Linked DNA regions of Homo sapiens: all the other regions are linked to region 1. The links are chromatin contacts, found by Hi-C or POLR2A ChIA-PET in ENCODE. All regions are on one chromosome and are shown on one strand. Each heading gives the region's core, a stretch centred on a gene start or an enhancer-like site at or near the end of the contact. The rest is flanking DNA. Distances are from core to core; before and after follow the strand shown.

Evidence for each region. A loop is a pair of places that touch in the nucleus more often than their neighbours do. ChIA-PET counts read pairs that join two places held with the same protein, here RNA polymerase II (POLR2A). Pooled maps may share reads with other maps.
Region 2: a pooled map shows a loop between it and region 1 (4-fold over the local background). The contact joins the enhancer-like site here to the promoter of TPM1-AS in region 1. A Hi-C loop is called at or near these places in 1 of 50 pooled maps. POLR2A ChIA-PET finds 5 or more read pairs at or near these places in 2 of 52 experiments (PC-9 and activated CD4-positive, alpha-beta T cell).
Region 3: a pooled map shows a loop between it and region 1 (5-fold over the local background). The contact joins the enhancer-like site here to the promoter of TPM1-AS in region 1. A Hi-C loop is called at or near these places in 5 of 50 pooled maps. POLR2A ChIA-PET finds 5 or more read pairs at or near these places in 2 of 52 experiments (A549 and K562).

The regions. Positions count from the first base shown.
Region 1 is chr15:63,048,137-63,050,893 of GRCh38, forward strand. It overlaps TPM1-AS (TPM1 antisense RNA), which reads right to left and starts at 1,251. Exons shown (of 2, transcript NR_147233.2): 1 at 705-1,251; 2 at 1-559. The region is part of intron 2 of TPM1 (tropomyosin 1); the gene reads left to right. RefSeq lists a silencer at 58-717.
Region 2 is chr15:63,534,971-63,537,727 of GRCh38, forward strand. It overlaps USP3 (ubiquitin specific peptidase 3), which reads left to right. Exons shown (of 15, transcript NM_006537.4): 3 at 2,055-2,186. Among named protein-coding and RNA genes, the nearest start is that of USP3, 32 kb to the left of the region's middle. Within about 2 kb of position 1,386, at least 2 of the 41 ENCODE cell types and tissues checked have a DNase peak (open chromatin) inside an H3K27ac peak, as active enhancers do.
Region 3 is chr15:63,465,614-63,468,370 of GRCh38, forward strand. No RefSeq gene overlaps it. Among named protein-coding and RNA genes, the nearest start is that of USP3, 38 kb to the right of the region's middle. Within about 2 kb of position 1,383, at least 3 of the 41 ENCODE cell types and tissues checked have a DNase peak (open chromatin) inside an H3K27ac peak, as active enhancers do.

The sequences.
Region 1 (2,757 bases), core at 1-2,500:
AGCAGGAGTCGCTATTGCCCTTAGCAGCCAGCTCCGTTACCCCGGGTCACCACCGCGCCGCGGAGGGGCCCTAGAAGTGGAAGCCAGAGCCCTAGTGCAGTGGCCTCCCGGAGCGCCCAGCTCACCAGGTACCCCCGCAGCGCGCCGGGAGCGCCTTTCTCCCCGCCGCCGCGAGCATGCGCAGTGCCCCCAGCCAGTCCCGGGATCCACGGCGCGCGCCCCTCCCAGCCGCGCGCGCCCGCCTGCGGTTTGTCTGCGCAGCCCTGGAGGCTGCGACTTCCGGACTGCTCCTGGCCGCAGGGGGCGCCGCCATCGCACAGAGAGGCCTGGGCGGGGCGGACCGGCGCTGGGCAGCCAGGACAGCCGCGGCAGCCGGGTCCGCAGGGCAGCAGCCGGCCTCTCCCACTGCAGCCCTCCCGCCCGCCTACCGTCCGGCGCGATGGCGGGGAGTAGCTCGCTGGAGGCGGTGCGCAGGAAGATCCGGAGCCTGCAGGAGCAGGCGGACGCCGCTGAGGAGCGCGCGGGCACCCTGCAGCGCGAGCTGGACCACGAGAGGAAGCTGAGGGAGACCGTAAGGGATACACCCATCACCCCGCAGCCCCCAGAGGCGCATCCTCCCGGGGCAGCCCCGCAGGGCCCTCCTGCTTCCCCCCCCGCAGGCCCCGGTCCCTCGTCCCCACGCCTCCAGGGCGCACCTGGCGCACCTGGGCCAGCTGGCGGCGGGCTCTGGGGAGGGGCCCGGCCTGTTCTCCTGAGCCTTTGTTTTCCATCTCGCTGATCCAAAGTAAACGCTCCCAGGGGAAACGGGTGGTGTTGAGAAGGTTCTGGAAGGAGCATTTTCCCAGGAAGGGTCTGTTTCTGGGGTGGTGGCTTTCAGTCGTGTCTGTGCGTCCCCGGGAGGTGCACTTTGCGCTGCTGGCTTGCTTTACTCTGAGAGTGGAGAGGGAGGAGGTCCTTCCTCTTGGAGATCCGTACTTTGAGAAGGGGCGCCGACAGGTCAAGTGGGAGAGGCACTGTGGACTTGGGGCCCGGGGATGCTACACTCCGCCGTTCCCGTCGACCCTGTGGTTTCCCGGCGGCCTGTGTCTCCGAGGCGGTAGACAGACATTGACAGCTTGACAGCGCCGCGTTCTGCTGGAAGAGCTAAACTATAGTGCAAAACCCTTAACCCGTCCCTTTTTTCAGCAGTCCTCCTCCCCTTTTCTCTCATACAGATAGATAATGCTTTGTTACCAAGTCTTGGAAAAAGTTGGCGAAATGTCAACAGTTATTGGGTGTATTCTCTTGCGGGCTTCCCCTCCCCCTTGTTAAATGTAATACCTGGCTTCCTTCCTTTCTTCTAAGGCAAATGTATCCAGCAAACACGAACAGGATTTCAGAGGTAGTCTAGTATTGGATATTTGTCGATTTTGTGTGTGTGTGTTTTTAATGAAGATACTGAAACAAACACCTTGGGAGTTTTATGACAATTGATAGTATGATGTCCTGCTGTGCTTAATATACGGGGTTGTTCTGAGTTGAGTAAATCGTTCTAGTTAAGTGTTTGTAAATGGCTGTATGGCTGGCCACAGAAACTTCAAGACCTGAAATGGTCCTCTTCAGAGGAAAGCTCAACTAGAGAAAGTTTCAGATAAAATACAAGCAGGAATAAGGAAATTAATAGGCAAAAGATAATTCTCAGTATTTGCTTTATAGGACGAGTCAGCAAAAGTCCTGTGGATATCCCTGAACTTGGCTGGGTGGTAAACTAATTCCGACTCCCTTACTCGCTAGTAGCTGTCCTTGAACCATTAGAACTATATAGAATATGATGGATAAAAACAAGAACTTTGGACCCAGACTGTCAGAACTTGAATCCTGTCTCCACTACTTACTAGCAGTGGGCAAGTTACTTAATCTCTGTGTTTCAGTTCCCTGTGTGTAAAGTGTGGATAGTAACAGCATCTACCTGTCGGTTAAAGGAGTTACTATGTAAAGACAGTACACTGATGCTTGGCGCAAAAGGGTAAGTGCTGTGTGCCCGCTGTCATTAAAACTGCACAGCCCTGGCAGCCCAGTGCTCCTTCACCTTCAGTTCCCCACCCAGCAAGAGGTCTTAAAGATGGCCTGCTCATTTCATGACATCATAAAACACTTCATTTACTGCTTTTAATCAACATTTGTTGGGGCGGGGGGCTTGAATGAAGAGGAAGTGGGCGGGCTGGTAGGCATGTTTGATGGGTTAAAGTGGTATCAGTGGTAGAAGTCTGAGGTCTCCTCACCCTGCTAAGAAAGAGTATGTGTGACCCTATGCAGGAGAGCCTTGTATTGGCTCCTGGCCTAGTGATTGATGTTAGACACAAAAGATAAATTTTATGAAGGGCACATTATTACTTTTATTCTTACCTTCTCTTTTGCACGTCGTTTTTATAACAGAACTCTTCCTGTGCCAGTTGGCTAAAGATAGTACTTTCGTTCTTTTCACGGCTTTATATCAAAAGTAGTTTAAGTAGTTTCAATTTTTTTAAGTAATCTTTGCAAACAATCTACCTGGGTGATTGATTGAACACAGAACCTTTTAAGACAGCAACTTGAAGACTGGATCAGACCATTGAAGAGAGACTTTCAGGCTGCAAGTTGTTCCTAACTTCTGAAATTGGAACTTAAATGTAGCTGACTTAGGTATTTAGATGTAGCTTGGGCTGTGAGTTAAGCTAGCAGTAACAGTTTCTTTTGGCAGCAAAGATAAAGGTTTAGTGACAAAACCATGAGCCACTG
Region 2 (2,757 bases), core at 136-2,635, 490 kb after region 1:
ACCCAGGCTGCAGTGGAGTGGGGTGATCTCGGCTCACTGCAACCTCTGCCTCCTGGGTTCAAGTGATTCTCATGCCTCAGCCTCCCAAGTAGTGGGATTACAGGCATGTGCCACCAACCATGGCTAATTGTTGTATTTTTAGTAGAGATGGGGTTTCACCATGTTGGCCAGGCAAGTTTCAAACTCCTGACCTCAAGTGATCTGCCTGCCTTAGCCTCCCAAAGTGTTGAGATTACAGGCGTGAGCCACTGCACCCAGCCTTACATTTTATTAAATAGCGTTTCTTGACCTATACAGTTACATGTTATCTTGAAATATGTGCTAAATGTGCCCACCTTCTAAGCAATTGTTGTTTGGATTCTGAATGAGTAGTAGTTAAGCACAGAAAGAAGAATGCTAATAAAATGATTGCTAACATTCATTTGTTATGAACTATGGATTATGTAATCACCTAACAACCCATGAGACACAAAGTACTATTACGTCCATTTTACAAATGAGAAAACAAGTACAGAGAGGTTAAATAATTCATCCAAGCTCTCATGGCCAGGATGTGATAAAGCCTAATTTTGAATCCAGGCAGTCTAGTTTTTGAGCTTATCCTCTTAATCATTATTTGACTCTAAAATTCATTTTAGTACAGTTTTATGAACAGAGGACTCAGGTATATGCAAAAGTGTAAAGTACAGGGAAAAAATGGAGAAAGAACGTGATCACATTCCAAGTTGAGGTTAATAGTGCCTTGAATGTGCCCAGTTTTCCTGGGTAGAGGGGCTAGGTTTGAAGTTGATCCTTCCCAGTTACGGTAACTCTCCTACTTCCTCCAAGGTAAGTGTTTTTCCTGGTGCAGTTAAGGTGCCTCATGATGAAAATGTCATCTAACTCTCTGCATCTGTTTATTTTGGTACCATTTAACCAACATTTGTTTTGACTGAGTTTTCAAGTAGGCCTTGCCTTCCACACATTGGCTGCTTTCTAGGAACTGGGAAATGTTGCTTCTTAAGGGTCTTCACGTTGGTGGTTAGTGACAGAATTGTGCAGTCTCTAGACGAAGGTGTAGATGGATTTGGGTGTACACCATGTGCATATGGAGCCTTATTTCAGTTTCATTGTGCCTGCTGTAATACTAAATCTGAGTTGGAATGTGTTACACAATTTTTATGAACATAATCAACTTTTGATTATCTTTGTCCATGTAGAGAAATAGCAGTTTTTGTAAGCTTAAGGTGATTTGTGTTTTGTTTGGATTATTTCTAAACAAACATGTTTCCATATGAGAGGAGCTGATTATTCAGGCATTCAAATAAAAGACTGGAAGCTATATTGGTGAGAGATGGAACATTGTCCTGTTTCTCTGACTCTCACACTTTATGTTAAGCAGCAACTTGAGCAGAGTCTATGGCCCTGTGGGAAGTGGCTGAGTAATTTACTTAACAGAGCTTGTCTTTGATAATAGCCCAAGTTGGGGGTTAGTGGTCTGAGAGAAAAAAAAAAAAAGCTATAGTGAAAGCAGCAGCAAAGGAGTTTATAAATAATATCTATGGTACTGAAACCAATTTGCATAGATTATGCCTTTCCTTGCCTGAGCCTACTCTTGTATATAATTAAAAGTTGACTATAGTATTTGGTTGCAAAAAAGGAGCATAGGCGGGTGGATCATGAGGTCAGGAGATCAAGACCATCCTGGCTAACATGATGAAATCCCATCTCTATTAAAAATACAAAAAAAAAAAATTAGCTGGGTGTGATGGTGGGCGCCTGTAGTCCCAGCTACTCGGGAGGCTGAGGCAGGAGAATGGTGTGAACCTAGGAGGTGGAGCTTGCAGTGAGCCAAGATCGTGCCACTGCACTCCAGCCTGGGCAACAGAGCGAGACTCCGTCTCAAAAAAAAAAAAGAGCATATTTTAAGTATTCAGTATAATAAATCACTACATGATTGACTGCTGTTATAGGATTTCTTTATTTTGATTTGATTAATATTTAATTTCATCATTTCCTACTCCTTTAATTTCCAAAGCAATATTTAAAGTAAATTTTCATTTGGTTTTTGTAAGGTATGTGAATGGCCATGCAAAAAAACATTATGAAGATGCACAAGTACCTTTAACCAACCATAAGAAATCAGAAAAGCAAGATAAAGTTCAGCACACAGTATGTATGGATTGCAGTAGCTACAGTACATACTGGTAAGTTAACATTTTCTGGAAATGAGATTTCTTACTGTGTGCAAGTGTGCTCTCCTCCCCTCCCTTCCCTCAGTCTCTAAGCCAGTTACTACTGCTGTTACCTCCTTTTACAACTGTTAGGATTCACGGAGGACTGGAGCCATTGGGAACGCCTATCTTTATTCATTCAGATTTTACTTTGCATTGTTCCTTTCAACTTCTAGGCCTCCTTTTCTCTCCCACCTCCCGTTCCTCATCCATCCTAGCTTCAAGGAAATAGATCTATTTCTTTGTTATTATAATTTCTTTTTCTTGTGTTATTTTAAATTGAAGAACAATGTGATAACCCATGTTCAAAATAACTCAACAAACCCATGTTCCTCCTGTCCCTGGTCCAGTTAACATTTTTGTCATATAATCTTAAAAATTTTAACTGCTTTGTTTAAAAAAAAATTATTCTGACAGTCTCCCTTCTCCCAGTGCAGTTCCACGCTCCTCTTCTACTCCCCCAAAGGTGAATGTCAAGAATTTGGTACGTAGCTTTCCAGGCTATTTTTTCTTTTTTTTGAGACAGAGTTTCGCTCTTGCTGCC
Region 3 (2,757 bases), core at 133-2,632, 420 kb after region 1:
TGATACAATATTGGTGGCATTCGAAATTAGTAATAGTTCCTTTGGGAACTAATATGGAAACACATAGGAAGAACTATATCCATGATTATTCAGAAGTAATGCAATAAAAATCTGCATAAAGAGGCCAGCACAGTGGCTCACGCCTGTAATCCCAGCACTTTGTGAAGCCAAAGCAGGAAGATCACCTGAGGTCAGGAGTTCGAGACCAGCCTGGCCAACATGGTGAAACCCCGTCTCTACTAAAAATACAAAAATTAGCCAGGGGTGATGGCGGGCTCCTGTAGTCCCAGCTACTCAGGAGGCTGATGCAGGAGAATAGCTTGAACACGGGAGTTGGAGGTTGCCGTGAGCCGAGATCACACCAACGTACTCCAGCCTGGGCGACAGAGCGAGACTCCATCTCAAAAAAAAAAAAAAGCCTCCATAAAGAAGTCAACATCAACAATATCTATTGTAGCAAAAAAAAAAAAATACTAAACTTGAGGGAATTGCTATATAGATTTTGATACAGCCACACATTTGCCTCTTATACAGCAATAAGGATAACTGTGCAGATTGATAGCAGTGTAGAGATGTTTATTATCAGTCAAATACAACAAACTTCAGGATCACATAGGCATTATGATTATAGCTCTGCTAAAAGTGTGCATACGCATCTGAAAGGGCTGGAAGGTATTGAAATAAAATTGGCTGTAGTGTTTGAGAGGCAAAATAGTATGGTTTAAATTACTTTTAATTTTCTGTTTATCTCCAACTAAATAAAAGAAAGCATATCAGTTGAAAAAGAATTAACCTTATCACCAATGTTTCCCACTAGACAATGAGAGCAGGAACCCTGCCTGTCTCTTTCAACAGCGTTTGCCAGAGCATGTGTCTGCCACATGGTAGGCGCTCTGTAAATATTTGTGGACTGATTGACCACTGCTGTCAGCCTCTCTGAACCGGTTTAGTAAATTGCTGATATAGACCTCCTGTTTTCACAAAGATCCTTCTTGCCATCACCTCCACAGTCTCAAAAAGCACCTTCATTTACAAGCAGGCTTTCAAAACCCAGCATCTTCCTCTCTCTCAGTGTCACTGGCAGAAGGAGGACATCACCTTAAAGTACCAGACTCTAGGGCCAGCCTGTGTTGGGAGAACCCCCCCGCCCCTTCTCTTGCAGCTTCCCCCGGGGGGGACAGATCTTCATGGGGACACAAGGGAGAGTAGCTTGATCCCTAAATCATCTGGACACTAACATTTTGCACCAGAAGATGGCAGTCTACACACCTCCTTATGGTGCAGAACCCACACCTTCCTTGACACTTTGACAGTTAATTGTTCAAGTCAAGTTACTCAGCCTACCCTCCACAAAGGTGGGCCAGGGTGAGGGTGTGACAAGGATGGCCAGGGCCTCAGGCCAAGATCAGGAACAGATGTAGGCAACTGATGCCTGCTGTGCCTGATGCTGGGAGAGATGGCACCTCCCACGTTTCACATTTCACAGCTGGGGAAACCAAGCTTCACAGAGGCTAAGACACTGCCAAGTCCCCCACTCCTAGTAGAGAAACACTGCCCAGACCCGAGCCCCGCTCTCCTTACCCAGCACCCACCCTCCTTCCACCATACCGTACTGCCTGCCAGCTCTCCAGCAACAGGAGTCTGTGAAAAAATGGGCAAGGATGTTTCTGAACCCATGGTTAAATGCTTTTAAAAATCACCATGTCAAATTATAAAATTGATCAAACCCTTTGACCTTGGAATACCACTTTGGGAAATATGTTCCAAGGAAACAAAATATGAAATACATATTTATAAATAAGTTTATAAAATATAAAAATGAAACAAAAGCACATATAGAGTTGTGTAGAACTGAGCTTGATACTGCAGTTAAAACCAGAGGCAGCCCAGATGCCCGACCGTGGGGAAAATTGTGCCGTGGTCATTATACTCACACTGGAAATGGCTGTCATGCAGATTAGCACCGACGTCCAGCCTGTCACGTGGGGACTGTTATACTAGTTGTTAAAATAAGTATTTTCATACCAACTGGTAAATAGTAGAGCCAGAGTGTCCTCCAAGCCTCCCTTGCCCCTCTACTGGGATCCTCCTGAACTCCCCCTGATCTAGCAACTAAATAGTAAATGCCTGGCCCAGCAGCCTCCAGGATCCCACATGAAGCAGTGGTCAATGAACATCTTAGTACTAGTTATTAGATATTTTTTAAACCTCCCCTGGCTAAGATTCTGTATACTCATGGAAAAGCGACCTTATTTTGGAATGGGACAAGATATAGGAATATATAAAGAAAGACATTATGTGACTTAACGGTAAGTAAAAAGAAGCAGAAATTAATACAAGGAATAGCAGTGAGGCAAATTTTATTTGTATAAACAAGAGTTTCTAAGAAGCCACAGAGTCTAAATATTTGGTAAACTAGGAGAGGGGAGATTTGAAAAATTTTGTCAGTAGCCTATTTAACAACCTTTCCCCTATTTCCTTCTTAAAAGAAAGTTGCACGGTGGCTCACACCTGTAATCCCTGCACTTTGGGAGGCTGAGGCGGGAGGATCACCAGGTCAGGAGATTGAGACCATCCTGGCTAACACGATGAAACCCCATCTCTACTAAAAATACAAAAAATTAGCTGGGCGTGGTGGCGGGCACCTGTAGTCCCAACTACTCAGGAAGCTGAGGCAGGAGAATGGCATGAACCCGGGAGGCGGAGCTTGCAGTGAGCCGAGATCACGCCGCTGCACTCCAGCCTGGGCGACAGAGT